Linked DNA regions of Mus musculus: all the other regions are linked to region 1. Evidence: chromatin loops called from intact Hi-C (ENCODE). Cell type or tissue: left cerebral cortex. All regions are shown on one strand.

Region 1 (8,000 bases):
CATGTGTTGTTCTGACCTCCAGTCAAGGCTGGCAGGGATGCCCTATAGAAATCTGGCTCTACACAGCATGGATCAACATGAGACCCTAACTAGCGGCTCCCAGTAGCCATCGGGGAAGCCATATAACTTTCCAGGGTGCTGTTCGAAGACTTGACATTAACCAACTAATGTGATCTCATAGCAGTCTCATGGGTCTGGAATCCACTCTGCAAAAGAGAAGTCCCAGAATGCCAAGTTACACATCCAAGAAGTGGAGTCTGGCTCAGGAACACGTCTACCTATGCCCTATTCTCTATAGCTTTGCTCTTCTCTCCATCCAAAATGCTCTCACACCTTGGCCCTCTGAGGGCCCTTCTCTAGCTCTGGTCTTTGTTATTGAAGTACAGGGGTCATCGGAATGGGGTGATGGCACCAGGCCATCAAGGGAACATCTCTGACTAAAAGGAAGGGTCCACCCAGGGTGGGCTTCTCCAATCACAGCAGCAGTGGGTGTCATCTCAGCCTGGTATCTTAAGAAGCTTTGGGGAGAATAATGGAAGGGAGGGCTCAAGGCGGAAGTCTTTGGGGGGGGGGCGGGGAGTTTCAAGACAGGGTTTCTCTGTATAGCCCTGGCTATCCTGAAACTCACTTTGTAGACCAGACTGGCTTCGAACTCAGAAATCAGCCTGCCTCTGTCTCCTGAGTGCTGGGATTAAAGGCGTGCGCCACCACGCAAGGTGGAAGTCTTGATCCACTTGAAACAGGGAGAGAATGGAGGAGCAGAGGTAGCGGGGGAGGGAGGTATCTGCCCCACACTATCAGTTTTCAACCTGTGGATCTAGTCCCCCTTCGAGAGGGAGAGGTCCTTCCATAGGGGTCACCTAAGACCATCGGAAAACACATTACAATTCAGAGCAGTAGCGAAATTTCAGTTTTGAAGTAGTAATGAAAAGAATTTTATAGTTGGGGAGTCACCACAACATGAAGGACTGTGTTGAAGGGTCGCAGCGTTAGGAAGGTTGAGAACCGACAGAGTGTAAATGCCACCTGGGGCTGCAGTCGGATCCTACTGATGACGGTTATGAGGAGATGGTGGTCTTCAGGGTCACCACGGGCCCTGCTTTAAAAAGGTCTGCCCTGGACATCAGTTTCTCAGTGTGACTCCAGATGCTAATAAAAATGGGGGTGTGTGTCATTCATGTCAAGTACGAGGGGATCCAGATCCGGGAGGGAAGCTGTTCATACATGGCAGCTCTGCTGGGGTTGGGGGGAGAGGGCTTCTCTTGGATTAATTCCTCCTCAGGTTCCTGTTAATAGCCGCTTACACTGGCTCTCCTGGGACTAGCCCTTGCCCAGACCCCCCCCCCCCCAAGGAGACAGGAGAGAACCGCAAGGTTCTCTTACTCCCTAGTCTCATGTGTTTATCTTGTCCCTCTGAGAAAAGCTGCTGAGACACAGTGTGATCCTTATAGGTAAAAAGCGGCACAATCTCTCTCTATCCAGGCTCTGGATTGAGTGGTCTTGGTGCTGGGCCATCATCTGGGGCGGCCATTAGTAGTGGTGCAAGGATTCCAGACATTCCAGAGCACGGAACAGGGCCAGACAGAGTAGGGACCCTTCCTGCACCCATACGACCTTCTGGCTCAGTGTTTTCTTGGCCTTTGAGGCTGCCAGGAGAACGGAACAAAATTGTGCACTATCCCGTACAGACCAAAGGATGCCGTTAATGTACTCTGCCTGTTTCCCTCAGCCACTCAGTTTCCTTCTCTTGAATGGAGCAAAAGCCTGAGGAGCTGGCCCGAATAATGCAGAACATTATTCCATCTGATTCTCTTGTGATTCAAAAATCACCGACTGTTCACACCATCTTGGAAGGATAAAGATGCTGTGCTAGAGCGGAGGAAACCGGGAAGGAAGTCCCATTTCTAGGGAACACCCCTAAGAGCTCAGGGACCTCAGCTATTGGCGCAGCTAGAAACTCTCCCAGAGATGCTGAAAGGCATCAAGCAAGAATTATCCCGAAGTCTTCGTTCTAACTTTTCTGCTCACCTTCTTTTTCACTCTGCGCATGTGCGCATGCACGCACGCACACGCGCACCCACACACGCACGCATGCGCACACACAGCTTAAGGGATGTACAGAGCAGCCCACTTTAAAGATGGAGAAAACTGACTGAAAACAAGTGGCTGCCTTCAGCCAGGCAAAGCGGAGACTGAATGGGTCTTTTCTGCTCCGGCCTGCTCCCAGTTCCACCGCCTCTCCAGGGACCTTCTAAAGTTTGATTAACTAGAGTGCTAATTGGCGGAGGCTGCAGACAGAGCCCGAGTATGGCAAGGCTAGTCGTGTTTTCTTTGATTTACAAGAGCCAGGCAAGGCTACGTCCACAGTTTAATGAGCGGGAAGTAATTGGGGACCTGTTGCCTTCAAAGAGCCCCGAGCCGGAGCCCGCCTCCCCTGCCTTTACTACTGGCATAGAACACCGCCTCTAGGTGTGACTGTGGGTGGGTAGGGCTCTGGGAGGGAGAGTGGGGACCTCCGAATCTGGAATGCTGTCAGTTTGTACTTAGGAGGCGGCAACTTTGGGTTTTAGGACTGGTTTAGGACTGCCAGCCACCAAAGAGAGCTGCAGCTGTCACAGAAGGAAGAGGTGGCATGTGGGGGACCCCCTTGTACTTTGGCAGAGGCCAGGTGAGGGAAGCCAGCTCTTGCTTTAGCACCAGGGAAAAGCAAAGACTGAAGACCAGGACTGATAGGCCTTCTAATCCAGCTGCAGAACCTGGCTCTCCGTGCTCTGGGTGTGTGTATGTGTGCCGCTGGGGGTGTCCTCTCCCTGGGACTCCAGCTCCCAGGAGCACCCGAGGGAGCCTTCCCGGAGAACGGTGAAGATAGGAACTTGGACATACTTGGCTCATGTAGAAGAGTGTTGTTCCCTCCCCTCCTCCTCCCACGGACAGCCTGCCTGTCTGGCCTGGCGGTTCTGTCACGGAAGGGCAAGATGCTCGTTCAGTCCGGACATCTAGCGGTCCACTTTTATCTTCTCATGAGGTGTAGGGTTCTGATCTCATCTTGTCTGCCATGATATTTTGACTTCCTATGTGATCTCTAGCCCCCCTTTTTTTAATCTCAGAGAGAAAGTGGGGAAATGGGTCTACTTATTTGGGTCCCCAAAGGAGCCTCCAGAAATGTCACTAGATTCTACCTAGCCAGGGACGGTTTCTTAAGGTAGGTACATGCTGTCACTTAAAATCAGCATGTACTGGCTTCTCTGTGTGACAACCCAGGAAAGAAAGGTTGAAAGTCCATTTTTTTTTTTTTTCTCACCCTGGCAAATGAGGCCAAGCTGTGGAAGGGAGGGGCTGGGGGCAGGAAGGATTTTTTTTTTTTCAGGCTGCCTGTCATTCTCGCACTTTCTGTGAGAGCCTAGCTTGGGCAGAAATAAAAATGCCACTCTGAATTTAAATAATCTGTCCTTCTGGGAAAGTCTTCGCGGCGACAGGGCTGTTAACATGGAAAGTAAAAAGTAAACAATGTATTTCAGCAATCAGTGTTCTGAGTGGGCTGCGGGACTCAGACAGCCTGCGGACAACTCCTGGGAGGAAGGGCCCTCTTATGATCTGCCAGGCGAGAGGAACATGGATTGACAGAACTTCTGCAGGCGCATGCGGTCGGGAAAAATCTTATGGGAGTAAGGATTGCAAGGACCAAGCTTCAGTGAGGCGGTGCATGAAGCAGAAGGAATCGCTTTATGTGTGGAAGTCTACGGGCAGAACAGAATGGGACCAGAGAGGATCGTTTGAATTGGCCCATCCAGAGCCGGGTAGATGGAGATCTTAAGTCTCCCTTTGTTTTTGTGTTTTGTTTTGTTTCTGGTTCGGGACATTGCTGCCACTTTAGCGTAGACGTCGACAGCTAAGACGCCCATCGCTAGGGGGCGCAAGAGCCCTTCATGAAAGTGCCTCGCAGCCACCATGACCCAGACACAGGTCTCTGCTGAGGCTCACTCCTCAAGGGTGTCACCAGATGTTGAGACAGGATCTTACTCCTCCAAAAAGCCAGAGTCCTGAAAACTGAGGACAGACTTGTAGAAAGATTGTCACTCCCTTCCCTATTTCTTGTGAGCCGTGCTGCTCGGACCACTCAACGTCTCCCTCTATGTGCTTTGCAGAATTGCGTTTCAGCGATGGAGAATAATGCTTAAATCTCAAGCCTGACCTTGGAGATAATGTCACAGCTGAAGTGAGACTTTGAAACCTGCTTGCTCATAACCTTTTGTCAATAAGTTGGAGATGAAAGACTCTCCTTCCCTGTGATATCCTCAACTGTCAAAATCACCTGGCTTATCAATGGACCAGCATGGCTTTCCCCCTAAGGTGAAGAAAAGCAGACACAATGTTTTTTTTTTTTTAAATGGTTACAACCCAGGCAGCTCTTGCTGGGGTCATTTCAGAAAGAGAGAATTAAGGGAGAGAAAAGGGGAGGATGTAGAGGCAGGAGGACCTGGGAACGACTTTTAAGGAGTTAATTTCTGAACTTGGCACAATAGGCTTCCCGTCCGTTTATCTGGGAGGGAATGTTGGGATGAAGTGGATCTTCACCAAAACTGTTGCTAGTCACCTCGTGACAAGAACCTGAGGTGGAAGAGCTCAGAGTTCCGATGAGCAGGTCTCTTTTCAGCTCAGGTCACTTTCCCTCCCTGGGTGTTTACACTCCCCTCACCTTGACAGCGTTAAGTTTCGAGAAGCTTTCGGAATGCCTTTCCACTCAGAGGACCGGTTGTAAATCGCGTCCATTCTATGCAGCGAGAGCGATGCTGTCATATGGACATAGCCATTGCTGGTGGGATTCAGGAAATGTCTGCACATGTAAAAAGAATGTGATCTCCCTTCCTAATGCAGGTGGATGCCAGGGGCCACATACAAGTCATCCTATAGGCAGGAAGACTGCAACTGAGCCACTCTCTTGCCCTAGAACTAACAATTTATACTTCTAATTTTAATTTTCCTCTGCTTAGATCCCGGAAGGATTTATTAAATTTGCTTTGTTGAGCCCATTATCTCTAAACTGAATAATGATGTTACTTTTAAGCTCAGCACCAGTCTGTGGTAAATTCTCTATACACAAGGCTCTAGGACTCCTGTAGTGCTCTATGTCAGAATTTTAAGTTGGTTCATTAATGAAAAGGTTTGCTCGATCTACCTAAAAGTTATTAGTAATTAACTGACATCAAGAGACCATTGCTTGTAGAGGTGGTAACAGACGAGAAAAGTGGTAAGAGGATTTTTCATTCTGGGGGCTTGGATCAGAGGGCAGAACACTCTAGCAGCCTTGTCACTACCGTTTTGGAACTTGGGTTCACCCTGTGGTTAAGGTGAGTAGGGATATATAAACAATGTGTCACCTTTCTCCATGACCTTGGTAGGATGACAAAGTCAAAGGAGAGGCTTATGGAAAAATCTCTAATCCCTCCTTTGGATATGATGGGCACTCATTAGCATTGCATGGATGACTTCTTTCCATAGACGAGGGAGCCAAGAAGCTAGAAATATTGGCAGATAGACAGGGACATAAAGCCCATGTCTTGTGACTTATGCAAACACAGCAGGTAGTACCACCAGAGCCGTCTGGGGTGAAGCTATCGCGGCAGGAAAGCTAACTCCCTGATAGAGAGTCTTTGCTCATTTTGGCTTGAACCCCATCCATACTTGGATAACTTGCTCAAATTTCTCTACGTTCTTTCTCCCTCACCTAGAATTTACTGCGCGCTGCGGACTGGAGCTGCAGGCGGAGCTCACTTGTCTTCAGGACAGTGTGATGGCGTTACCTGTGGAAGGGGTATGACCCTGCCAGGCTGCCCTTCAAGGCTCTCGAGGGGGAGGTCCTGCCTCGCTCTGCAGGAGCCTGGATAGCATCCGTGTCACCTGGGTTGGGTGGTGGCATTTCATGGGTGGGCTGTGTCCTGTAAGAGCACTGCTCAGGGGCTGTTTGTTACAGACCGAGCATGTCATGAATCGGCGCCTTCAGGCTTCCTCTTCTGGACTCCCTGTATTCCAAAGAGCACCTTACACAGATAGCTGATTGGCTGTCTACCTGGTAAGAGAAATGGCTGCTTCTGGGATCAGCAGAGACAAAAGAAAAGGCCGTGAACAGGGAGAGGAGTGGGCATGGTTAGGGCTTTGAAGGCAGGCTAATCTCTCTAGGTTTCCTTTAAGTGCTTGTGGGGGCGAGTCACGTGACTAGTAGGCACCTTGCAGTGAATGTAAATACCGATGCACTTTTCATTTCACCGTGGGAGCGAGTGGCATGTTTGGTACCCAGTTCATTATCTAAAGTTCACGTCCACTATTGTTCTCCGAGCTTGCTCGGGACAAGGAAAGCGCTGTAAAGGGAAAGGGTTGGGCTAAGCTCTGCTTTACTGAGTGCCTGGGAGCACACTGAACTCTGATCTGAGAAGAAACCAGTCTCTTTGCCAAGCGGGATGACCTGACTCCAGTAGCATCCACGCTGCCATATCAAGTTGAGGTTGTCACTGTAAAAGCAAGCATGGGGAAGTCTGCCTTTTCATACCAAAATCAAAGCCCTGGTCTGTCAGCCTGGAATTGCTGAACAAAGCAAACCCTAATCAGTAGGTCTATATGTAGATTTAGACATCTCCAGGAGGCTGAGAACCTATCGGGCCCAAACTGATTATTCTAATCAAGTGTTTTAATTAAGCACACTCAATGCCAACATCACAGGAATGAGACCCGATTTCCAGGAGTAATGGGTGATTTTTTTTTTTTTTTCAATTCTTCCTTTACAGTTAGGGTTTGGCTTTGTGGAGGGGGAGTTAACATTTTTCTAAAGTAGGCCAGGGTAGAGACCTCTGTGAAGTGTGCTCCTCCGAGCTGTCATTTTGAAACTAAATACAAAAACAAAACAAGGATCCAAACTCAGTAGGAATGAGAGCTATCATGGGTTTGGGTGTAGATGAATTACAGCCCCAGATCCGCCTCCTTCTGTATCCACGTGAAACACAAAAGCAATTCTGGCTAGTCAAGACTTGAAAGAAACATATAAACGCACACACATTGGGTTGGCTTTTATTGGAATGCCTAGATGCAATCTATAGTCATCAAGTTATGGAAAATTCAGGTCACATATAAAGTTAAGAAGGCAAACGAAAAGAACAATACAAATCAGACAAAAATTTACATCTCAAAATATCATGAAAGCATTTTGACTGGCTTTGCCTAAAATACTTTGAATATCAATTTCTTTTGTTTTTGTTTTTTGTTGTTGTCATTGTTGTAAGCTAATTTTTTTTTGTCATTATACAGGTCCCCCAACCTCCCCCCAAACTCTTAGAAAAAGATCTCTTGTTTACATATTCCCCAAGGTCACTATTTCTTGTAAAAGCACGTCCAGACCACAAGCCTTTTTAGAAAGAAATAGGCTCATTATATCTACTAACAAGATACTAATTGGGTTGATTTGACTTCTAAAATAAGCACCAGGAGACTCTCCAGATCTGTCATTTATTGGTGCCCCTGTAAAGACCAGTCCACGTTGAGAAGGGGTTAAGAGTGTAATTTCACTTCTGTCATGTGGTACACGCTATTCATGGTCAATACATCACAGACATTTCTGAGAATTTAGACTCGGAGCCTATTTCACCCCAAAGTACTTACAGCATGCTAAATACAGTCCTGCAGAAGTCCCATTCAACAGAACTGCGAACACCTAAGTTAACAGTTAAAAAATAAAATGTCCAACAGAACCATGTTTACGTGGTTTGAAATCTCATAGTTTTCTAAATTTGGGCTGCCCAGTACTTGCCAAAGGATTTCCAGGATAAAAAATATTAATGCTAATCTGTGCTTTCATTCTAATAAAATATCAGCATTCATTAGAAGATTAGTTACTTCGGTATAACCTACCACATACACAGCAACAGGAATAGCACTGAGACTGTAAATTCAGTACTATTTCAAAACTTTCCCAGCCAATCTGTTTAATAAACACGCCTACTGTGCAATTTAGA
Region 2 (8,000 bases), 330 kb after region 1:
CTCACAGTGACTTGGGTCCTCCTACATCAAAACTTAATCAAGAAAATGCCCAAGTCATTCTAGTTTGTGTCAAGTGGACAAAACCTAACCAGGCCATCCATCTTCACTGCCTTCCTCCATCAAAAGACTCTCATCAGAAGTTTCCAGTTTAAAGCACACATTCGAGGCTATTCAGAAGTCTGAGGCCTGAGATCTACTAGAGTCTAGCAGTTCAAGTTCTCTGGAGGACCATGCAACCTTATCTCAAAAATCAGAAAAGCCTTCAGGGCTAGAGGTGTAGCACAGTGTGGCTGAGACCTGGTACGTTGGAGATCACTAAGGGTCTTTATCGATGTTAACTGTGGGATAGCTGTTTTCTTATTCAAATGTACTACTAGAACTCTCTTTTAAAAGTCCTTACCCAGCACCTACCCGAAATTCAATTATTCAAAAATCTCACTTGAGTCAAAATGCAAAGAAACAGGGTATTAGTTCAAGAGGGTTTCCAAGAAGTTAAAACTAATAAAGCTAATACGATTAGGTCTGAGAAAAAGTCCTAACTCAGAACTTTTCTGTTCCTATTTTGTGCACAAATTACAATAGCACCAAAAACGCATCTTAGTTACTTGATGCGGTAATAAGAAATGAAAGGGGAAATTGCAGAGGGGAAGAGTGGAAACCCTCATCTAAAACTTATTCCTGTATGTGAGTAGTTAACTTTAAATAGGTTTATATAACCACTTTAAACAGTTAATGAAAGAATTTGGGAGTGTGCTCAATTCGAATGCAGGAGGCCATGGGTTTTGATGTCCAACTAGATGGGTGGGGAATGCTTCAACTTCAACAACAACAATAACAACAAAAACAACAACAACAACGTGATACTCAGGAGAGCAAGTTGAAAGTCAGAAGATGAGAACGTTCAAATTACCATCTGACCATTCACCACCAGTAGAACTCTGAACTTTCTTACCCTATACAAAAACAATTTTCCCATCAGCAATATGGGACATCTCATTTGGAGATGTTGTGAGAAAACCATATGGGATGTGTACAACATTTAGCCCAGTAAAGACTCAAAAATGGGTCAGAATAACAAGTGTAGGCATTGCCACCAGAGGGCCATTCAGACAGGGCATACCTAGCCATCAACCGCAACCAAAGAGACTGTTAATACTTTTAACACAGACCAATAAGATAACTGATGCTCTCACAAAGGTGACTTACAGTCCTCAATAAATCAAACTGTATTTAGTATACTCATTCAACAAGCGTTGACTGACAACTGTTGTCTCAGCATCGAGGATGACGCTGGCATACGAAAATGACTAAGGCTGTGACCTGAAAGAACTTGTCCCCCGCTGGGGAGAGCAATGCAATCGGATGACTATGACTATGACTATAACTTGGTAAGTGCTATTCAAAAATATGTATAGGGTGCCATGCAAGGGCAAAAGAAGACTTTGCCCCAGGCAGTCAGGAAAGGCTTCTTCAGAGAAGATATGCTACGCAAGCAGACTCTTGGCAGACTGGTGAAATAGGAAGAGTGGGTTGCCCACAGCACAAAGGCTGCTGGCACATGGATGGAACGAACAGAGCAGCGGAGGCTGAGGCAGGACCAGGAAGGGTCTGGCAAAGACTCAGAAGGAGATGGTAGAGGTTGGAAGCGAGACAATAGGAAGGCGAGGCAGCCATGTGGTGAACCAGAGAAACGGCCTAAGAGATGACGACTGGCTGAATGTGGGCCCTGACACGGGACAGCAGGAGTTACAATAGTTCATAACTCAGTTATGGTTTTCCTTCAATCAAACACAATGTTTTTCCTTCAATAAAAGGTTCTTAATGCAATAAACCAGAGGTTTGTTTTTTTTTTTTTTATGAGACATAACTCTCTTGAAGTAACTACTTTTAGTGACTTTGAGATCCTAAAATTTGAGTGTTATGTAATTCACTGCATGATATGGAACTATCTCCAATAAAGCATGAAATAACATTACAGATATTTGATAATGGGTTCTCTCTCTCCCTCTCTCCCTCTCCCTCCCTCTCTCTCTCTCTCTCTCTCTCTCTCTCTCTCTCTCTCTCTCTCTCCCGTGATAAGATTTGTGTTTAGTTTTGATTAACTGTATCAAAGGAGAATTTAGGAAAAAGTAAAACATAAGCCAACCTCCAGTCATAATGCTTGACGGCTCTGCCTGAGAAAACAGAAACTCTTACTCGCTGCACTCGATTGCTTCAGGTGAAATTCCCAACAAGGGTAGGTCTTGTGTCGGGTTCTGTAACACTCCTCTGCCACTGGCCACTAGGTGTTCAAATGTGGAAGCAAGAATTTTGTTTTATTAGACTTGATATAAAATGTATCACCAGGAAAATATCAGCAACCCAGCTGAGAAATACAAACTCTAGATCCTACAATTTTGTTTTTATGTCTCAAGGGAAGTGGTGACTTCCATCCACCATGGTAGCAAGAGGGTTCCTAAGACCCAAATAACCTCCAAGCAAACACACCCAGGCACTTGCTAAAACAAACATCTTTCCCACTGCTGAAATTAAACTTGGCAAGTCCCCTTAATAGCTTGAAAAACAATCTGAGAAGTAGCAGACTAGCAGCTTCTCTGCACCGAGGCTAATCATCATGAAAAGACCCCTTCAAAGCAAATACAGAATGGGCCAACCGGCCTGATCGCCTTAATTTTTAATGAAGGGATAGCTCCATATACATGCATCAGTATATTCGAAGTAAAGTTGCCAAGGGGCGAAAAAAAATCTACCAATATTCAGGATGAAACCAAGCCTAATTTTACCATTCAACCTGATGTTCTCCAACAGGGAAACACCAGAGTGGGAAATGTAAGAGAGGGGACTATGATGAACCAATCTGTGGAAATCCCTCAGCAGTGACCATCATAAAAATGGCCAAATGGCTTTCTCTACCCCCATCAAGGTCACTTTCCTGATGTTGGGTTCAATAAGATGAGAATGCATTTACCCACTCTCCCTGCATCTGACTTCAACCTCGCCAGTCCAAATGGCCCTGTTTAACCACCCTGGCCTTTCACCGGCTCCCTGAACAAAGATAATTAAGGAGATGTACTGCCTCCTCCTATCACAGGAACTGAAAGACAAATAAACTTTCTAAGAGCTCAGCCAGGTGTCCACTCCTCCAATGTACAACTTCTAAGCAGGAGGTGAAGTGAAATAATAGGTACATAGTTACTAAAGGTTCACCATGTTAAATGTGTTATATAAGGTGGCTCTGTTTTATTTAAAAGAAAGACATTTAAAAAGAAGCATTCAGGCTGCCTTTTATGGGCCTCTAGGTGGCATGTCCCCTCCTCCTTAATATTTAGGGAAGGAATGATAATGCTTAAGAAACTTTTTTTCTGTAAATTACTATAGCATGGACTCCCCAAGTCTAACTACCATTTTAATAGGACCTGCCCACAAAAGATTTCCCTGTTCATTTTAACTAGTTTTTCCCTGTTGAAATTAATTTGCTATTACTTAAGTCTCAAACACAAAGTATTTCTGGGATACAAAGGGGAGGGGTTGTTGTTATTAAACTGACATAGCAAAAATTTAAAATAGCTATTTCAGATCTCAAAGATAGGATGCATAACCCACAGCTAGGTTTGTAACTAAAGACAATGTATAAACATCTAGTTTCAAACAACTTTTCAAAAAAGTTTTAAAACGTGTAATTTCAAACCTACTAAATGCATCTATAATCTCTATACATCCTCTCTGTATTAAAGAGGAAAAAATTGACATGTCAAAAAACAAACTATGTATTTCAAGTTGCTGTAGACTTCAAGAAAGGCCTCAGATATAAATTAATATTATAAAATCTTTGTATTCTAAACAAAATTCCAGTAAGCCATACACATTTTATTTATCTTATATTATCTACAGCAAGATAATTCTGCAATGCCAAAAATCCTGATACGAACACACTGAATGAGTTTCTAATGTAAACCATCTCTTTTGGATGAAGGAATCAGATTGTTATTTTTGGCATTGAAACATGCATGTTTCGGGATGTGTAAATGCTCCAACGGGCGATCACAGCCAAAACAGCACTTATGATTGAACACTTAAAAGCTGTGTTTATATGCTTCAGACCTGTCCAGATCAACCTGATACAGCCCAAGTCTAGATGATCCCCTTAATCTAAACCATTGGGAATCCTCGTGTTCCTCTCTCCTAGTTTTGGACATCCTACAGTTTTCTGTTCCTTTCTCTTTTCTTTCTCCCTGATCTACTTTTGTGACTATCCTGGATCTGCCAAGAACCAGTTCACCAGGCCCTCTTACTCACGAGGTACTCTAATTGCTGCGGTTTGGGTCTTTAAACCAGAGCTGTTGGGAAGTTCTGATCAAACTCAAGGTTCACTGAGAGGTTATTAAAAAAAAGCAAACAAAATCTGTTTATTTCTTTTCTTAATTCTGTGCATCATGTTCCCCTCTTTCAGGGTACCATCTTTATAACATCCAAATGTTCAGTGAGCATAGCTCATTTCTCTACTGAGAGTTGCAAAGTACTCATGTCTAAGCTAAGCCAGAGCACTTGTAGCTAAATCTTAATCTAAACTACATGCGTATGTAGGCATATATGTATACCTGCACAATTCCAGTGAAGTTGTGAAATGGCATATTAGTGGAAAACAAACTTTTTTAAACTGAGAAAAGGTTAATATAAAATAAATTTAAATAGAAGCTTAAAACAAATGACTAGACTGCTTTTTAGATTTACTTTTGTATAGAAGAGTAGTTTTTTGTTTTTTTGTTTTTTTAAATAAACTTTATTAACAATTGTTTAGTTAAAGCCCAGGAAACAAAATAAATGACAAACATGAAGAGCTGGTGCTCCAATGCTCAATCTCTTAATTGCTGACCAGAGCTGAAAAAAGATCCCTTCTCTGAGCTAATTGAATGAGTCTTGTTAAACCTTTTGAAACACACTTTAGAAAATGCAAGAATACAGCTTAGAACAGGTTCTTTAATTTGGGTCATTTTCTGTTGCTTGCAGTGGTGGCGGGTGCTTAGCAACGCTGTTCTGGTGGCCCCTTTTAAGGAAATGAATACCTGGAATACAGCATTTTAATCTATTTTATGGCATTAATTATCAAGATCACTGTATACAGACAGTGCCTCCCTCTGCCACTTGTCTACATTATGAAAGACAGATGTCCCATGATAAATTGAAAGCATGACACACCAAATAAGAAGATGTGTAAGGACATAAAAATAAAAAAGAAAGCCAAAATAAACAAACAAACAAATAAATAAAGTTAGGTTAAATGGTCAAAGACTTTACACTGAAATCAATGCTCAGAAATCTACAATAGAGTCCGTGTTAAAATCCCCTTTCTTTCCTTAAATCTTTGAGAAAAACTAAATTCTATTATGCCATACACTAGGCCACTGGTATCTAAGAAATGTGATGTAACACTGCCAAAACTTAACCCCCACTCCCCAATTTGGGGGGGGAGGGTACAACTTTTCTAAATATTTTTTAAAATAATTTTTTTTTATAAGAGAACTTTGCATGAGAAATACTTAACCAAGGACCTTTGAAATTAGATGAGATATTCACTTCAAATTTATTAAAATGTGTGCAAAAGACTCCTTTCCAGAAGATGAGAAAAAAGGTTAAAACGTAACAGCTACCAAGTGGATTCTAAGAAATCAAACCGCATATTATACTGGTCATGTTTTATTAATAATCAGTGTAATGGGTTAAAAAGCTAGTAATTAAATATTCAGGATATACCTGTGTTTTTCTGAACGCAATTATCTTTGTTTAAAGTGTAACTCTTTGAACTCTCTCCCTCATGATTCCATAATTCATTTTCGAGTCCATGCCCTGCAGAAGGTGAGATGCTTAGACATCTCCATCTCCCTCTATCTTCCCAGCCAGGATATCAAGTGACTCTTTGTTTAGAATGTGTCCTAACTTCAGTCCTTAACAGTCATATTAAAAAAAAAAAGAAAGAAAGAAAAAGCTTTTAACACCTATTCCCTAGCGATGAGACAGGAACCAGACTAACAACTTGCAATCATTTTTTTTTCTTTTTAAAATTTCAGTCTATCAGCTAGCATGCAATCAACATCTCTTTAAATTAAGGAGACTTTCCCGATGTATCTAAAATCATCATTAGGTTGTGAAAATCACAGGATTAAAAAAGGAGGGGGTGGGGAGAACACAAAAATCTGTCAAGTTTTTAAACTGTAAACACATGGCCCCTGCTTGGGGGTTGTGTGTTTTAAACACTACAGTTGCACTTGAATGCCTGAAAACCTGATAGAAAAACGTGGGCCAGCTTGAAAGCTGCACAGCAATACCCTACTCGGAGGGAAGCTTACTAAGTTATGCTGTATTTCTAAAATGCCTTCTCTGGATATTTTCAATCCCTTCCGAAGAACTACTTTAATAATTAGCACACAGAGGTCTCTGGATGGCTCTTTTAAAAGCAGAGAACAAAAGGTTTATTTTAAAAATGAAAAACCTTGGCTTGCACCGCGCCAGACGTGAATCTGCTTTCAATTACCGAAAGTATTTCCACTTTAGTGGAAGGGAATCAAATCTGCAACCACACCATCTTAAAACACTGAATTTGATTATATTAGGCTTTCAGGGACAAAATGACTCTGTGACACAGGCACATGCATCTGTATGTATCATTTATAAGATATTGCAGAGATAGACACGCTAGCACATGAGAGGGCGGAAATGTGATTTCTCCTTCTGGGCGCTGCTGCAGATCTTTGTCTTATTAAAATACACACACAAATAGGCGAATGATTTTTTTTTTTTGTTACTGGAACTAAGTTTCCCCAACTATGCGCAACTCTTTTTCCACAGGAGTAATCTACATCGAAGCACATCTGCAAAAGTTGAATTTCTTTAGAGACCGTGCCCCTTAAAAAATCTTTTCACGACAAAAAGGGACGGAGTGTTTCACAGGCAAAAACCTGCTCTTTTAATTAGCAAGATTATTTTGTACCTTTCGCCCCCATTAAGCAATTAGTATGATGGATTTCGGTTAATGGAACCAAAAGGTTGATTCATTTACGTTCGAAGCAGATTTTTTAAACATTTCTGACATGAATTATTCAAAATCATGATCGCTAAGACTTGCTCCAAACAAATTCCGTAAGATATATGGCAAAAGTCAAAAGAACACATGGAGGCTAAAAAAGAAGACGAAAGAAAGAAAAAGACAGTTTTACCTCAAAGATTTGGACCGTAGATTACTCATTTTAGAAATCCATTTAATTAAAAATACCGGGAACAAAAGACTCCATCTCCCCGTGGCTACCTGCACCACTCCGGGTGGCGAAGAGTATTCGGGAAAGTTCTGCCTCCACCTCTCCTAAATCCTTAAATCTGGACCCTCAGGGGTTAAAAAGCCACCTAATTTCAGATGCTAATGTTGCCTCTGCACCGATTTCCACCGGCGCGAAGCCTCCTCCCATCCCGCCGCCACCGGGGAGGACGGACCGCGGGACCCGCGCCGAGGGGACCGCGGAGTCGGGGGTCCCCGCGCGCCCGAGAGAGAGCTCGGAGCCGCGCGTGGAACCGCGCGAGGAACCGCCCAGGCCGCGCTCACCCACCTTGCCGCCGCGCGCCCTCGCCGTGGCCGTGCGGAGCGGAGCCCGGCGCTGCCAACTTGCCTGGGTCTGGAGCGGATCGCGTTACAGCGCCGGGCTCGGGGCTCCGGCTGCGAGCGGCAGCCAGACATGATAGGCTGAAGCTGCTCTGTTTACACCCGGCCGCCGAGGGGGCGGCGGCGACGCTTAACCCCTTCGAGCCTGGCCCCGCCGCGGCCCGCCCGCCGCTGCCGCCGCCGCCGCCGCCTGGCACTCGCCACAGTCTGCACACAAGCGCGCACGCATGCACACACGCACGCACAGACCTGCACACCCGAGCCGAAGCAGCCTGGAAACTGCCCACCAACTGATCAGGTGGCGTGCTCCGGAGACCCTGGAGGGAGCGGCAGCTGGTACACACACACACAC
Region 3 (8,000 bases), 620 kb after region 1:
CTTTCAACATGATATTTCAAGTGCTTTCTTTTAACAGCTTCAACTTTCAACTGAGTGCTTTAAGTTGGAAAAACAACCAATCCAATGCCAATAATCTATCCTTACCCAGAAGCTTAAAATAAAGCAAGAGGCATAACTCCTCCAGGGGCCCAAAGAACAATGCCACCATGAGATCGTCTTGTGTAGCATACACAGCTGTATCTTTCTTTTGAAACCTTTTTATATCACAGGTACAGCACAAAACTTTTCTAGATTAATCTAAACTTCCAACGGTCTCACTGAGCCTTCAAGGGTATACCACAATCCATGCTGCAATCCAGACCATAGCCTACGGAAATTTTAATCTATATTTCTGAAGAACCTGACCCAGCTGAAGCAGGCCTGATATAGATAAGAAACCCATGCAAACATCACGGTGGAGTGATAAAATTCACCCTATCAGACTGGAGAGTATTTCTCAGTCCCTGCAATAAAATCCTAATATGTGCGCATTTCTAATTCCAAGAAAGCTCAGAAATACTCAACTGGGATGCTGATGTAAACAAAAAGAAAACAAGGGAATAAAAAGAAGGAATAATCTAAAGGAGTAAGAATTACCACCCAAGACTCCAATGTCATAAACTCCTTTGATATAGAAGAGCAGACACTCTGATGCATACTATATTGGGAGAAAAAGGGAGACTTCTGCTGAAAATGAATTAATTGTTTCCTCCTGCATTATATGTTTCTAAAAACAAAAACAAAAACAAAAAAAACCTCAAATTAGGTCCCCACAACTGAGAGATTTTCATTCTGAGAAGTATGATGGTGAAACTTTCAGGAACCCTCACACTTGTTTGGAAACAAATGACTTTTCAGGACAGAGAAGCCTCACTATCAATCACCAGCAGGTTAATTCTACATAATAAGGCAGGTTTGGATGCAAACTGATCCATTGTGGAATACTGTATCTAAAATTGATTACAACAGCACTCAAAATGAATGCAGCCCTCCAAACCGCTTCTTTGCTCTGAAACATTAATCTCAATTAGAAGGAGTGCTTCATAATGGTAATGCTTGGTATAAAAAAAAAGTATAAAATAAATCAGGTTTTATAAGACACAACAATTAATCAGTTTTCAGCCTAAGTCTAAGTCATTTGTTCTACCTTTTTTTTTTTTGAGACCCAAAATTTCCATTAGAACTCTTAAAACAGCTGGTATCTCCAAAATTAGGTTTTAAATGTGTTCTAAAAGAAGCTTACAAGAAATCATTTATCAAACTTGGTTGCTGTAAACTTTGAAAAGGTGCTGTTATCAGTGTGCCACCTCTTCAGGACAAGGCTTCCTTCTGCAAGTGTGAGTTAGATTCTTCTCTGGACTGTCACCTCCTACTTTCTAAAGCAAAGAGGAACAGAGACTTCAAATGAAAGCCCAGAGGAGCTATCTCCAATTGCAGATTACAATCAAAGTAAGCTTGCAACCCCTAATATTCTCTACGTAAGAAAAAGCAGAGTTGAAACGGACATCTGACTTTCAAAGGCAACCCTGAGTGCAAGAGCTGTGTGTAAGACAGTCTGCTTAGTAGTTCTCCCCAGCCAAGCTTCAACAAAGGGGCAGGCAATTCAAACTGATTCTGAGTACCCTGCTTCACGCACAAATAGTACCTCCGTGACATTCTCCTACCACCCAGGAATCTAAATCCTAAGGTCTGAAATAAAGTTTAGTACAGAGGCAGTATACATAGATTAAAATAGCCACTCTTTATAGCCTAAGGAAGTTGGCTGGGTGGACGCTTCCTACAGACTACGGTCACAGTCTGGATTTATTCCTAGACTCCTCGTTGCAGGTAAGATAAACCTCTGTATTCCCAAATGCACTTTTCCACAGCAGTTGAAAAAAAAAAAAAACCATCATTTTCGTGCATGCAGCCCATCACTGATTTAGTGTTTCTGACAGATAGCTCCACTCACAGTGATAGCTACTTCACTTCCCCAGTCTCTTACTGACTTGACTCTTTACAAAGACAGGCACTACTCTTAGTTCTCATAAGCAAAGCTAAGGAAGATCAGCTTCGACTAGACTAGCTAACTAGCTAACCGGATCATTATTGTCTAGCCCTGTCTCCTTTTCAAAGAAATGTAAAAACTTTTGCTTTATTTGGAAGCTTACTTTCTATAAAAAGGTAAGCGTCCTTAACTTCCTTTGTCTTCACCCTAATAAAGCAGGTTCCTTTCTCAGCCCAAAAGACTCCTACAAGACCAGAGTAAGAAAAGCCTCCACACTACACCCTTTCATTTGTTTCTAGAAAATACAGCTGCACAAAACCATTCCATTTAGAAAAGTAACCAGCCATACGTCGTATACTATAATCTGTTTTTTTAAAAAATAGTGAACCATTGTTCATTAGTTAATATTCTTGATGCTGAATTGCTAATTTTAATGTTATTGACATAGGAGTCTCATTATTTTCCAAATACATAAATGCTAGCATAGTTCCTGTCAAACTACAATTTTCCCCCAAATCAGTTCAGTATATATAAGATGCAACACTGTCTTATTCAAAAGAATTACTTTCCACAACATAATTTTTATATTATTTTAAAGTTATATATTTCCTACAATGAGAGTAGTACTTTTTAAAGGGAAGAATATTAAAATTCCTCATCTTAAAAGGCAAGAGCATTAAGGAGACTGCAACAGGAAGAGAGATGCTCATAGTTCTAAATACACACCAGAATAACCAATGTCATTATAAACCCCGTAGCTTTGAAGAATTTAAGAATAATTTGTGAATGCCATGACATTTTAAAGTGGGATTAGCAAGTCTTATTACGGAACTAACCTCTTACTCTTACATAAAGAATTAAATATTTGCTCTGAATTTAGAATCAAAAATCGAAACTTTCCAGGCTCCTCAAGAACTTCACATATTAAGAAATCCAAGCCAGAAGTTTTGGGTACAAAAAGTGTACACTGGAGCATACAAGATAAGATTACTGAGCTGTGTATAAAATAGGTTTTAACATTACAATTTATTAAAAATATTGTGATTATACAGCTATTCCAAATTCTAAAGTCTGTCCCTAATTCTAGAAAGGCTACAAATATTTCTTTCAAGCAGGTATGGGGTCTTTTAAAGACAGAAGAAATCAAAACAATTGTTAGGCTGTATACTTCTTTAAGGTGGTCCTTTTTTAAGGTTTCCAAATGTGCCAGTTTTGTTTGCTTTCTTTCTTTTCTTTCTTTCTTTTCTTCTCATTTCTTTTCATCTGACAACGGAAGAGCAAGGTAATGGCTCCACATATTGCTATTTCAAGTAAAAAGACCAACCAGTGGACTCTGCCAGACTCGACAAATGTTTGATAAATACACTGCCAGAAGATAAGAAGTACAAGGTATTGTTAAGGGAGAGCCCAGCTGCCTGGAGTCCTGGAAAAAGTGCCAGGCTAGTTCATTTCATTTCCAATACATCTACTCCAAAGTCTTGAGAACTTTTCTCTAGCTTAGAACCTCAGAAAACAATTGCAATCGCTTTATTAATACCCGATGGAATTGCTTACTGTCGTTTCTCCATAAAAATAATTAACAAGTTAACCTCTACTACTGACTTACAGGAGAGGCAGCAGGAATGGAATCTGAACTGCATTTAGTAAGGGGTTCAGCAAAGATCAGGCATCATTGGCCCCAACCTGAAACATCTGAAGCCCCTCTCATCAGCTGTAAAGACGTGATAGTGACCTGAAGCAAGCAGCAGGCTCATCCATCTTTTTTTTTTTTTTTTTTTTTTTAATGCCCTGGTTAAAGTATGTTTTGTTTGCTTTCAGTCCCATCCAGAGTTTCCAGATCAAGTTTCAGCCGAGATCACCACTCCTCTCAGCATCCTCAGCCCTAGTTCTTTCACTCCTGGCAACTTAGCAGTCTGGCAGTTGGGGAAGACTCCTCTCCACAGCCCCGGCAAATGCTGACATCCCAAGGCTTCCAGCTCTCCCGGAAGTCCCACTGGAGTCCTCCAGATACCTTCCCAGAGAACCAGAGGTTGTGTCCCTAACTGGGTAGCACCCCCAAAGAGAGAACGAGGTCATCTGCACTCCTTGCCCCCACAGGCTCCCGGGAACCATCTTCCTCGGGGAACCCAGAGAGTCCAGAGTCACTGAAACCCTGCCCCGCTGCCAGGTGGGAGGCACCGCCAAAGTTCCCACCTGAGCCTACAGCCAAGGGTGGCAGACGCGAGGGAGGGGCGGGGACCCGAGGCCGAAACCGGGACTCCAGAGCTCCGAGTCTGTGAGCTGGGATGCTCCGCCGCCTGTAGGGCTGGCCAACTCGCAGCCGCCCCTCGGAGCAGTGCCTGGGAAAGGGAACCGCGCTTCCCTGCTCACTCGCTCGCTCGCTCGCTCGCTCTCCGCCCGCCCGCCCGAGGCCCGGGCGCTAGGACCCCAGAAAGGAAGGAGGGCGCACGGCGCCGCACTTACCGCGCTCTGCTCGCCCGCGCCGCCCGCTCGCCCGCTCGCTCCCCGGCCACCGCCGCCGCGTCCGCCCCTGCGCTCGCCTGGCCAAATTCAAAGGCGCCGGGCGCGGGGGAGGGGGCCGGTGATGGGGAGGGGAGGGAGGGGGAGATGCAAGTGTTACAACTTCCTCCGCTGCCCACGGCCGGGCGGCCCGGGGACGCGGCGAGGGGAGGGAAGCGCGCGGGCGCCAATGAGTTCACTTTCTTTTTCTCCCCCGCGCGCTCCCCCTCGCGCTTCCCGCCCGGCCCCTCCAACCTCCTCCACCGGCCAGAATCCCGGTTTCTCGGTCCGGGGAGTGGGAGGATGGAGGAAGCGAGGGAGGAAGGAGAGAAGGAAAAGGTGAACAGGCGAGCAGGGCGCTGTGCCAGGGAGCAGCATCCAGGACCGTAATTGTGGGCAAGGGCGGGGGACGTTCTGGGCGAGTGTGCCCGAGACCAGGCGCGTACACGTGTGTGTGTGTGTGTGTGTGTGTGTGTGTGTGTGTGTGCGCGCGTGTATGTGTAAGAGAGAGGAGCGGAGCCTACCATGCGCTTCCCTGGTGCGGATCGCGGGAGAGCCCAATCACAGGGCGAGCTGGACCTGGCTGTGATCATTTATAATCCTTGACTCCTCCGCTCAGCCACTTGTCAAGATGACAGGTACTTTATTTCTTCTTCTTCTTTATTCAAAAAATCAGATTCCCGGTTTTCTGCCTTTTTTCGCTGTCAAATGGGATTTGCCGGACTGAACCACGTCCACACCGCCGCCCCTCCCTCCCATCCCTCCTCCCAGCCACGCCGGTACGGGGAAAGCACCGAGGCTCCCATGCTGTGACCAATCAGTGTATCTACTACTCTCGCCGTGATTTAGGGGTCATCCATGAATAACACTTCATGCTGATGAATGGCTCTTGCCGGCTTTCGGCTCTGATGAGGGGTCTGCCGGCCGCTGATTGCAAACACTAATGAACTTACAGCACCATTTGAAATTCACACGCACCAACAAAGTGAGGGGGTACGTGCGTGGGAGTCTGTCCTTTTCTTTTCTGGGTGACCGGGGAAGAAGACCTGGGGAAAGGGGCGGGTAATTGCCTTGGATTTAAGTGGAAACACTTCTCGGTGTAATCAAACCTCTAACCTTCTTAGAAAACTACTTTTCTTGATCTTCCATAGGGTAGGCATTTCGGGTCAGCTGAGTCACCCGAGGTGGTGGGAGAGCAAGACACTGCCTGGGAAGATGGATTCCTAGACAGAAGGGTGTAATTAAGGATTGCCACCCCCGGTAGGCGGCCCGCCCTTGACGGGCCTCTGAAAATGACCTGCATCTTTCCTTCTAGAAGTGTCCTCTTGTTGGGGACGAAAAGCGCAAATGACCTTCGGACTCCGGCAGGGGAGGGCTGCACTGAACACTTAGACTTCCTCCCAGGTCCCAGCTCTGTCCTGTTTAGAACAAGTGTCCGCCCCCAGATTCAAGTAGCTGGACCTCCAACCAGTAGCCACTGTCAGGGGCTACTCAACAAACCTAAAGCCCACCACCACCAGCCCCATCCCGATCTGTTTCTCCTTTCTTCCCTCAGATTATTAGCAGCACAACACCGCCCCTGCCACACTCCCTTGGCAGTGGGAGCCGAAACAACTTTACCTCCCTAAGGACACTGCCACTTTGTAAGTTTCTGCCAAAACTCTACTCCGGGAAGCTCCAGCCCCGGGCTCCGCCCCCGCCCCCACCCTCACCCCTAGCTGCGGAAAGCCCACCCGGGGAGCCATTTTTCACTGCCCAAAAGCTCCTGCCCTTTGAGTTTTGGAACTCCAAACTTAGAACCTTTACAGAATCGCGCTCTGGCTTCCTGCCTCCAGCCACCTCCAGGCTTCTTTCTGTCCGCTGGAGGGACTGGGTCCAACGCCCTGGAGAGAACCACTGCACCAATGAGAGTCTAGCTCCTCGAGGAGCGCCCAGGTATTCCCTGAGACCAGCCTGGAGCTGCCAGAAGCAGTGGAGAGTCCCCAGGCCTGCCCTGAACTACTGCCTGCCGACTGGTCTCAGCCAAGCCCTTGGGTCCCACCTCCAATGCGAATTTCAGCACAGAGGACTCCACCGATCAGTACCTAACTTGTCCTGGCTGGAATCGAAGACATTTGTATTTTTAACTGCGTTCACAAGAACAAATCTATCAGTCAGGCAAATATAGAAAAGCCTGGACTTTTCTGATCCCCCTCTCCTCCCTCCCCCCAAAGTTTACCATGGATTTGACAAAGAGTCAGGGAACTCAAATTAGTGCATCCATGCCCATGGGTCCAGTTCCCAAAGATGCTAAGCCTCTGAGTGCACCTCTGGGCTTTGCAAAGCCTTGGCAATAAGTGAAGCTGACCCGGTTCCACCAGCATTAGTGACCCAAAGACCCACTGGCACATCTTTCTGGAATAATCTAGAGTTGCCCTAGGTTGGTACAGCCTCTTTCCTGCCACATGAATTTCACACTTTAGAAAGACTAAGGTGGCAGAGTCGGCTACTTACCCCTTCCTCTCTTCATTATCATAAGAAGTACATCACTTACGAATGTATGGCCCCACATATTACAAGAAAATCAAGTAAACTCCCTTGTCCTGATCATAAGCAAAATCTGAGGACATTTTATAAATCACCTTATAGCTCAGCAACCCCCCTCACACACACACAAATTTGTGAGTGTAACTTATAATTGTCCAAGAAGCAAACCCCCTTTCTTGCTCTTTCCTGTGCTGATATCTAAAGGACACAATAAAGACACACTACGCCAGCCCCACAGATGCCAGAACAGAGTAGTCGTGTGCAGGGAGAGATAGGGAGGGGCACTGTTTACCTCAGCTCTTCCCTAAATTCCTCATTATGGCTAACACTGCTGATAAATGAAGAAAGGAATTGCAGAAGTCATACAATGGAGAAATGGTAGCAAATCTTGGAACCTGTCTCCAGCCCACTTTCCAGTTAAGTGATATTTAACGTTTTCCACTAAATATTGCTGAAACTTCATGTTAATGGGCACACTAACACACACACCCACACACACAGGCACACACACACACACACACACCTCTAGAACACATCACTGTATGCTCTCACTCTCTTTGCTTCGTGCCAGGTTTTGCTGGTGGACAAAGCATGCTGGTGTCTGGTCAGCATTTGTCAGCTTCTGCAAGGCTCAGCCTGTAGTAAGGCAAAGCAGCCAGGGTGTGTGCATGTAGCTTGACTCCTTCTCCTCTCCTCTCCTCCCCTCCCCTCCCTCCTCTTCCTTTCTTACTGCTCTTCTCTCCCTTCTCCTCCCCACCTCCTCCCTCAGAGGTCCCATCATTTGGACCCCTTAAGAAATGTTGATGGGCAAAACCAAACTGTCCAGGTTTTGTGCTCCAAGAGCATCCCTGGAAAGCAGTGAACTGCTTGATGTGTAGCCATCCCAACTTTTGCCTTGTGGCTGCGCTGCTGTCAGGGGAGGGGAAAGATGGTGAATTGCTCACTTTGGCAGTAATAAAACCTGGACTAGCAGAAGAAATGCAAGTGT
Region 4 (8,000 bases), 150 kb after region 1:
GCGGGGGCAGGAAGTTTGGTAGAAAACACGGACTGAGTGTGTTTCATTGTCTGACATTTTTAAGTCTCCAGAGGGTTTATTGGGATAAAACTCATTAGCTGTATTCCATAGGGGCCGACTTTCCATGAGAAATAACTTATCATTATTGTCATGTTTCAACATTAGATTTTCTCGAATGATAGATCTGAACATATTATTGGCTTTGGTAGACTTTGAAGGGTAGAGATAATCTATGGGATTGCACACAGATATTAAATGTTAAAAAGTAAAGGGATGTTTGTGTTAGGAGAGCTATTTTGTTTGCCAGATGGGTAACAGCTTTATTACACACACACACACACACACACACACACACACACACACACACAAGCACCATTCATACATTGCACACATGCATGCACGCACGCATGCACACACACAATCATTACAACAATCCACTTAAGATGCTGAATACGAGCACCACAGCCAATGTCACATCTGGCTTACCATCTCCCTGAAAATAGAAGGCAACGGGTTGTTTGGCCTTAGGATATTGCCTACTTTAAAACTGTCACTGTTTGGATTGAGCTCTGATGCTTATATATACCTCAGGTTACACATGCATCCATATATAGGGGTTAATGTGAGAGAAGAGAGGGGCTGGCAACAAATTTAGTCAAAATTGTCCCACAAATTAATAAACAGTGGTGTAATAGAACTACGTGGGTATGTTGGCAGACAAACAGAGGGAAATTTAGCCTAATTAAATACATCTGCAAATAAAGATGAGTGGGCTCAACTCTTCAATCTTGCACTGGAAAACAGATTTGAGACCATGGGAAAGCATTTGCCGAATTCTTCACGGTCACCGTGAGCTCACTTTTTCTAAACCTCCCCTGTGAGCGCCACGACCTTCTATACCACAGCTACATTCTGTCAGAGCCTAGGAGACAACTAGAATAAAGGTGCACACAGTGTGCCTACAGAACAGAATAGAAGTGACTCCGTCACGGGGAGGACAGCGGGATAGGCTCTGTGTAGTGCAAATCCCAGGTGTCAGGAAGGAAATGGTATGATCAAGCAACTTCATGTACTGTGTTAGTACCAGTCAGCCCTCAGCCTCTCAGACTGCTCTGTAGTTTGAAGCTATGATTTGTCTTGGCAAAGAGTAGGGGGGGGGGGGAAACCTACTGCCTGTGTATGTCTGGTAAGATTGTAAAAGGTTACCTCTTCTGGAAAACTGTCTGATCCAGCTCTTGTTACAACTCAGAGGTTGTGGAAGTTGATGTGGAAATCTCAGCTCATTGCACAGCCCTGCCGAAGGCAACACTAGTCATAAGGATGGAGGTGATATCATGTCCTCTACAGGGATGGACACATGAATAAAGGAAGTGTGGGTACATGTTGGGAACAAAATAAAGTGGGGGGCCCTGGGGGAGGAAGGGAAGGAGAAATATGTCACGTCCGGCCAGAGTTCCTGTACTCTGGGCAGGCGGTCGCTTTTCCACTCGGTGCCGGGTGAGCATGCCTGACCCAAGAGGCAGGGGGTGGAGAAAGGGGCAGCCTCCAACCGGGGACCCCCCTGGAGCTACCTTGCTAAAGCCCCAGGAGAGAGGGATGAGGGAAGAAGTTCCCAACACTGACCAGAGGTTCAGTTGTGTTGTTCCCAACAGGTACACACATCCTGAATATTACTCAGACTTAAGAGGCCACTATTGCTGATGCCAAGAAGCACTTGCTGATAGGAGCTTGATATGGCTGTTCCCCCAAAGGTTCTACCAGCACCCGACCAATACAGATGCAGATACTCACAGCCAACCATCAAACTGAGCCTGGGGATCTCAATGGGAGAGCTAGGGGAAGGGCTGAAAGAGCTGAAGGGGATTGCAGCCCCATAGGAAGAAGAATATCAACTAAGGACAACCCCCAGAGCTCCCAGGGACTAAACCACCAACCAAATATACACGGAGGGACCCATGGCTCCAGCTGCATATGTAGCAGAGGATTGCCTTATCTGGCATCAATGGGAGGGGAGTCCCTTAGTTCTGTAGAGGCTCTATGCCCCAGTGTAGGAAGATGCTAGAGCGGTGAGGATGCTAGAGCGGTGAGGCAGCAGTGGGTGAGTGGGCGGAGGAGCACTCTCTTAGAGGAAAACAGGAGTGGGGATGGGATAAGGCTGTGTGGAGGGGAAACTTGGAAGGGGGACAACATTTGAAATGCAAATAAATAAAATAATTAATAAAAAAAAAACAGATGGAGAGAGTCCTACTGTATATACAGTTATAGATGAAATGAGAAGACCTATGGCTAGTGAAATAGACTAACTGCCAAAAGATGAATATGGTTCCACTCATGTGCCATCTGAAAACTTCAAATTCATAGCAAAACACAGTAGAGTGCTAGCTAGTAGGGACTTACGGGGGAGCTAGGAATGGGGGGCTCTTTAGTGGGCATGAAGCTTCAGCCTTGCGTTTTGAAGCAGTGTGGGAGACAGATTCCATAACAATGCAAACACCAATTAGCATGTCCAAAATGTCCAATGAACTGGCGACACTGGGAAGTCTATAGCATGGATTACCTGTTTATTTATTATTACTTCTATATATGTGAGCTCCTGTGTGTATGCTTGTTCACACGTGTTGGGGCACATGTCTGCATGCAAAATTGGCATCCGGGTCTTCTTCAATCCCTCTCCATCTTTTGCACTGAGGCAGGGTTTCTCAGTCGAACCCAGAGTGGGCTGATCAGTTAGTCTCTCGAGCTAGCCAGGTTGCCCCGAGGCTCTGCTCTCTGCATCCAAGTGCGTGGGCTCACAGTGATATCCACGCCTGTCCAGCTTTTAGGTGGGCTCTTGGGATCTGAACTCTGGACCTCATGCCTGAATTGTAAGGCATCTCCTTAGCCCCAGGGGGTGTCTATAATAAAACTCCTTTCAGTGGTTATGCGATCTCTTGGATTGCCTCATCAGAAGTAGCCTCTCTCGAGACTCACCCTCTTCACACATCAGTGGTGTCTGTAAGCATCAGCGACCCAGCCTCACTGTCTTAGCCTGGTCTGGAGATTCACCTGGATTTTTTTTTTTCCTAGCACTTTGACTGTTGCTTCTCAGGTACCCTGAACAATTCCTGTGTGAGTGTTCTGATAGGCTACTGTACAGTAGATCTCTCTTCTCTGGATCCCTAAAGACTTGGAACTGATTTCCATCATAACATGTGGCCGTAGTCAAGGCATATTACTTCCAGGACTAAGCTTCAAGAGTCACCTCTGTAATTTGCTGCTTATCCATGGAGGGAATCAGAGAAGCAGACCAAGTAGCGTTGTTAGCATGTGCCCTGGAGTGTGTGCAATCATTGCGCTGCACACATACTTAAGCAAAAGTAAGCCAGCCTGTGAGTCAACTGTAGTGGGATACTTCTGAGGTGGTTCAAAATAATCCCTGTCTCTTGGTACTCAGGCAAGCCCGTCTGCATGTCCCTCCCTTTGAGTGCAGGCTTGATTTAGTAACTTGCTTATAACCAGAAGCATAAGGCAGGCAGCGCAGAACGTCTTTTTCTCATCTGAGGTTCTCAAAGACTTTAGCTTCTATTCTCGTGGTTCAGATCTCTCCCTTGCAACCGCTCGCCATAGGGAAAAGCAGCTGTCACATGCCATATCGGGCAGTCCCGTGGAGAAGAGCCCGTGTGGTGAGATAGGACCCTCGCAACCTCCGTGTGTGAGATGGAGGCACACTCGTCTAGTTCAAGTTATGTTTTCAAATGAGATGTCAACCGCAGCCTACAGTCTGACTACAACCTGAAAGGGCATGAGGTAGGGGCACCCTGCTACACTGACACCAGACTTTACAACAGGCACAGAGTTGAGATAAAGATCTGCTGTTTGGAACTACGGAATTTGGAGGTCATTTGCTCCCTCCTGACTTTTTTTTTTTTACTTTTTAAAAAATTAGGTATTTTCTTCATTTACATTTCCAATGCTATTCTAAAAGTCCCCCATACCCCCCTCCCCTACCCATCACCCCCCTCCCCCCCCACTTCTTGGCCCTGGCGTTCCCCTGTACTGAGGCATATAAAGTTTGCAAGACCAAGGGGCCTCTCTTCCCAATGATGGCCGACTAGGCCATCTTCTCCTACATATGCAGCTAGAGACACGAGCTCCGGGGATACTGGTTAGTTCATATTGTTGTTCCTCCAATAGGGTTGCAGACCCCTTCAGCTCCTTGGGTACTTTCTCTAGCTCCTCCATTGGGGCCCTGTGTTCCATCCAATAGCTGACTGTGAGCACCCACTTCTGTGTTTGCCAGGCTCCAGCATAGCCTCACAAGAGACAGCTATATCAGGGTCCTTTCAGCAAAATCTTGCTAGTGTATGCAATGGTGTCAGCGTTTGGAGGCTGATTATGGGATGGATCCCCGGGTGTGGCAGTCTCTAGATGGTCCATTCTTTCGTCTCAGCTCCAAACTTTGTCTCTGTAACTCCTTCCATGGGTGTTTTGTTCCCAATTCTAAGAAGGGGCAAAGTGACCACACTTTGGTCTTCATTCTTCTTGAGTTTCATGTGTTTTATAACTTGTATCTTGGGTATTCTAAGTTTCTGGGCTAATATCCACTTATCAGTGAGTACATATCATGTGAGTTCTTTTGTTGTTCCCTCCTGACTTATTCAGCTGTTCCTCTCATGTTTCCCCAAAGGGTGAGCATGCACCAGACCTGGCCTGGATCTCTCTTTCATCTTCATTGTGTCTATGCTTTTAGCTTATAACCCCATATGGACAGATGGCTTTGGGATTGGCGTTGCTAATAATAATAAAAAAATCTATCTAAACTGCTTCACTTCTAAGTTTGTTTTACATCTGGTATCTCTAGAAAATCTTGTCACTATTTGGCTTCCTGGGTTGTCCTTTTCCTTCACCCCATCAGCTTAGGTGTGGCGGTAGGTCAATGCAAGTCAAGGTTGAATCACAGCTCTGTTGTCAATTAACTGGGTTCCCAGTTAGTATCTCATTTCTGAACTTCTCAGTTTTCTTGCCCATGGGACAGAGATTATGACTGTTTTTATACACCTATTATAAAATCAAATAAAGATGATGGCCATGAAGGCCACAGAGTTGTGGCAATCCTTAGTAAACATTAGATATCATTATTTGTCATCAAAATGCAAACCCTGGGCTGGGAGAAGGCTCAGCTGTTACAATGCTTGCCACTCACTCGTGAGAATCTGTGTCTGGATCCTGGCATAGAACAATCTGGGGGTGGGGGCCTGCATCTGCGATCCCAGTCCTGTGGGTGTGGAGACAAAGGGTCCCCAAGCGTGTGCTGGCCTACCAGGCTGCCTGGCAGAATCAGTGAGCTCTGTGTTCTGTGTGTGACCCTGAGTTCTCACGGCACTATTCCACTTTAGAAACATAGGGTAGAAAATACAGTGTAGAGTGACTGAGGACGCCCCATGTTGACATGGTAACAGTCAGAGGGAACACAGACTGTACCCTCTTTCTCCAGGCAGGAGACCATAGAGGTTTCAGATCAGCGGTTCTCAACCTGTGGGTCTCGACCCCCTTTGGGGCGGGGGTCAAACCACTCTTTCATAGGGGTCACCTAAGGCCATCAGAAAACACAGATATTTACATTACAATTCATGACCGTAGCAAAATCACAGTTACGAAATAGCAATGAAAAGAGTTTTATGGTTGGGATTACCATAATTTAAGCATCTGTATCTAAGGGCTGAAGCATTTGGAAAGTTGGGAACCACTCTCTTAGATAGATGATTCCCCTGCAATACAGTTTTAAATGAAGTTGCAGCATCTGCCATTTTCCCCTCACAAAACAGAAATTAGTGATCAAGGGAGAGATAAAAGGTTACAATAATAGCAATTCTCTGAGTGACTTACATGGTGTTTAAGCCAAGGATGACTATCAAGACCTATGCTATAGCCAAGTAGCCGACTCCAAACCGTATCTTTACAAACATGATTTAATATTATTATTATTGTTGTTGTTGTTATTGTGTGTATATGTATACACACACACACCATGTACATGTGTGGGGGTTGGAGGACAACTTTGTAAAGTTGGTTCTCTCCTTCCACCTTCACACCAGTTCCAGGAATTCAATGAAAGTTTCCAGGCTGGAGCAGCAAGCACCTTTACCTGCTGAGCCATCTTGCCAGCCCCAACATGTCTCTTTTTAGGCTGGCTATAGTCTCCTTGCTTGGACTGTAACCAATTTTTATGATGGCAAAAATGAAAATATTTCTCACGTAGTTGAAAAACATTCTCTCCATAACCTCTTCGGTCCCCTCTACCCCCCGGTAGGTTTTTGTAGTACAAGTTAAAGGGACAAAACAAAACAAAACAAAAAAAAAAAACAAAAACAAAAACAAAAACCCTCATGAAGTGAAATAATTTTGAGACAGTGTGTTAGTAAAGATGCATCACTAAAATTTTATGAAGGGATTTTCTTTTAGATCTGAAGTCTCCCAGTAAGAGAAATTACAGCATGCATTCTCTCAATTTTTTTCAAGGTGGATGGAAATGAAGAAACCCACAGCTTTATCGCTAGCTACCTCCTCCTTATGAAAGGGGGGAAATGCCAGTGTTTTTACCAGTGTAAGTTCATTTGACACTTAGCAACAAGCATGTGGAACACTTGAAACCAAAAATGTGTAATTAAATAAAATTACATACCACCAAGTAGCAAATTCAGTGCCATTTTTAGATTCCCGTTGAGAGGAAAGGTGCCAAATTTGATCTTGTCTCTGGGGACCATGCCACTGAAGTTGTTACCACAGCTACTATTATTTCTCCTGGCTGTCTGAGTCCCTGGATCCTGCCAAGTGTGGCTGGTGACAGCTGGTGACAGAGTCCAGCAGTGTGCCAGAACCTTGGAGCAAATGACAGGGGATGTTGTGAAGGAAACCCAGAGGCGGGCGCCCCTTGCCATCAGCAACCTGACGCCTGAGGAGTACACTCTGAGGTCCTGGCAACACAGAGCAAGGCTCTTACTAGGCCTGCCATTCTGGCCTAAACGCTCTTTAATATTGCAGGAGCAAGGGAGCCATCTCGCAAAGACAAGAGGCGTGCGATAACACGAGAACCGAGGTCTGGCAAGAAAAACTGATTTCAAAAATGTCATGCTGAATATCTGCGATTCAATCTTCTTTAGTCTCCCAAATCTTGAATGCTCACCCAAGCGAGCAAAGGACTAGTTTCCCTTTCTTGTCCCTTCATCTCTCATCCATCATGGGATGTCTTCCCCACCAAATCATCTGTGGGAGGAAGAGTCATTACAGACCCCTTAACAGAAGCTGCAGAAAAAAATACAACCCAGAGCTGATTTTTTACACTTAAAGGGACTGTTGCAATACAGATTGCCCAAAATATCTTCCGGGGGCCTTTTGTTTTTATTCAAAGGCACCCAAGTCCTAGCCTCCTGTCGGGTACTATCTATCTGAGGCACCCCAGATGCTTCCTGGCCTATCTCTGAGGTTAACATCTTATTTAGATGAAAAATCTACAAAGTCTGGCTGAGATGGTCTCAAAGATCACTTTTAGATTTACCTTCTATGACGTGCCAGTATATTTAGCAATCTATCTTTGAGGGAATAAAAGAAATTCCCACATGTGGGTACCGATAACACGTCAACATACTAGAATGCACTTTTGTTCCTCTACTTTAACTTCGAAAACGACCCTGCAGAGACTTTCACCTGGCATCTTGTTTTCACTTTATCTTTTAATTTCATGAATATCTAACTATATGTGATGTACACGTGGAATGACTAGGTCTTACAGAGGAAAAAAAATAAGAAAAATATTCTTAAATATAGGGCAATGATTACACTTGATACATACTTCGAGAAAGCAACCAAGGTTTCTATGTAAAATGAGCCCTCTCATGTAAAGACTGTAGTTTATAATGTGGACCCCCATGGTCTACACCATCATTAGGAGGACATCATTCCCCATAAATTAGCTTTTGTTTGAATTTCCTGCTGTGTTTATATGCATGTTGACAGAATGGGTT

The links. Peaks named below come from ENCODE experiments on the same cell type or tissue, not always from the same donor. Only the 100,000 strongest peaks of a DNase experiment are listed, where the experiment ranks them.
Region 2: it touches region 1 in a loop (8-fold over the local background); 4 of 42 quality-filtered maps call a loop at or near these places.
Region 3: a loop joins it to region 1, with 5 times the contacts of the local background. A loop is called at or near these places in 4 of 42 quality-filtered maps.
Region 4: it touches region 1 in a loop (2.1-fold over the local background); 4 of 42 quality-filtered maps call a loop at or near these places.

Annotation. Positions count from the first base shown.
Region 1 is chr8:48,218,630-48,226,629 of GRCm38, forward strand. Tenm3 (teneurin transmembrane protein 3) reads right to left here. Exons shown (of 27, transcript NM_001145937.1): 27 at 7,036-8,000. It overlaps Gm32194 (a long non-coding RNA gene), which reads left to right. Exons shown (of 3, transcript XR_378958.2): 3 at 1-21. Gm32923 (a long non-coding RNA gene) reads left to right here and starts at 1,402. Exons shown (of 3, transcript XR_870430.3): 1 at 1,402-4,350; 2 at 5,730-5,812; 3 at 5,972-6,710. In left cerebral cortex, a CTCF peak has its summit at 3,910; DNase peaks (open chromatin) are centred at 2,113, 2,832 and 3,911; H3K4me3 peaks cover 1,416 bases.
Region 2 is chr8:48,547,558-48,555,557 of GRCm38, forward strand. The region is part of intron 2 of Tenm3 (teneurin transmembrane protein 3); the gene reads right to left. Among named protein-coding and RNA genes, the nearest start is that of Gm39178, 110 kb to the right of the region's middle. In left cerebral cortex, a CTCF peak has its summit at 1,138 (motif pointing right); DNase peaks (open chromatin) are centred at 1,555, 4,177, 5,013, 6,314 and 2 more places; H3K4me3 peaks cover 2,362 bases; H3K27ac peaks cover 1,286 bases.
Region 3 is chr8:48,838,768-48,846,767 of GRCm38, forward strand. It overlaps Gm19744 (a long non-coding RNA gene), which reads left to right and starts at 5,118. Exons shown (of 6, transcript XR_379026.3): 1 at 5,118-5,124; 2 at 5,400-5,479; 3 at 6,042-6,421. It also overlaps a transcript of Tenm3 not described here. In left cerebral cortex, no CTCF peak of the experiment used is centred here; DNase peaks (open chromatin) are centred at 3,977, 4,150, 4,765, 4,965 and 1 more place; H3K4me3 peaks cover 2,443 bases; H3K27ac peaks cover 745 bases.
Region 4 is chr8:48,370,130-48,378,129 of GRCm38, forward strand. All of the region lies in intron 4 of Tenm3 (teneurin transmembrane protein 3), which reads right to left. Among named protein-coding and RNA genes, the nearest start is that of Gm51531, 62 kb to the left of the region's middle. In left cerebral cortex, no CTCF peak of the experiment used is centred here; DNase peaks (open chromatin) are centred at 3,459 and 6,789; H3K27ac peaks cover 425 bases.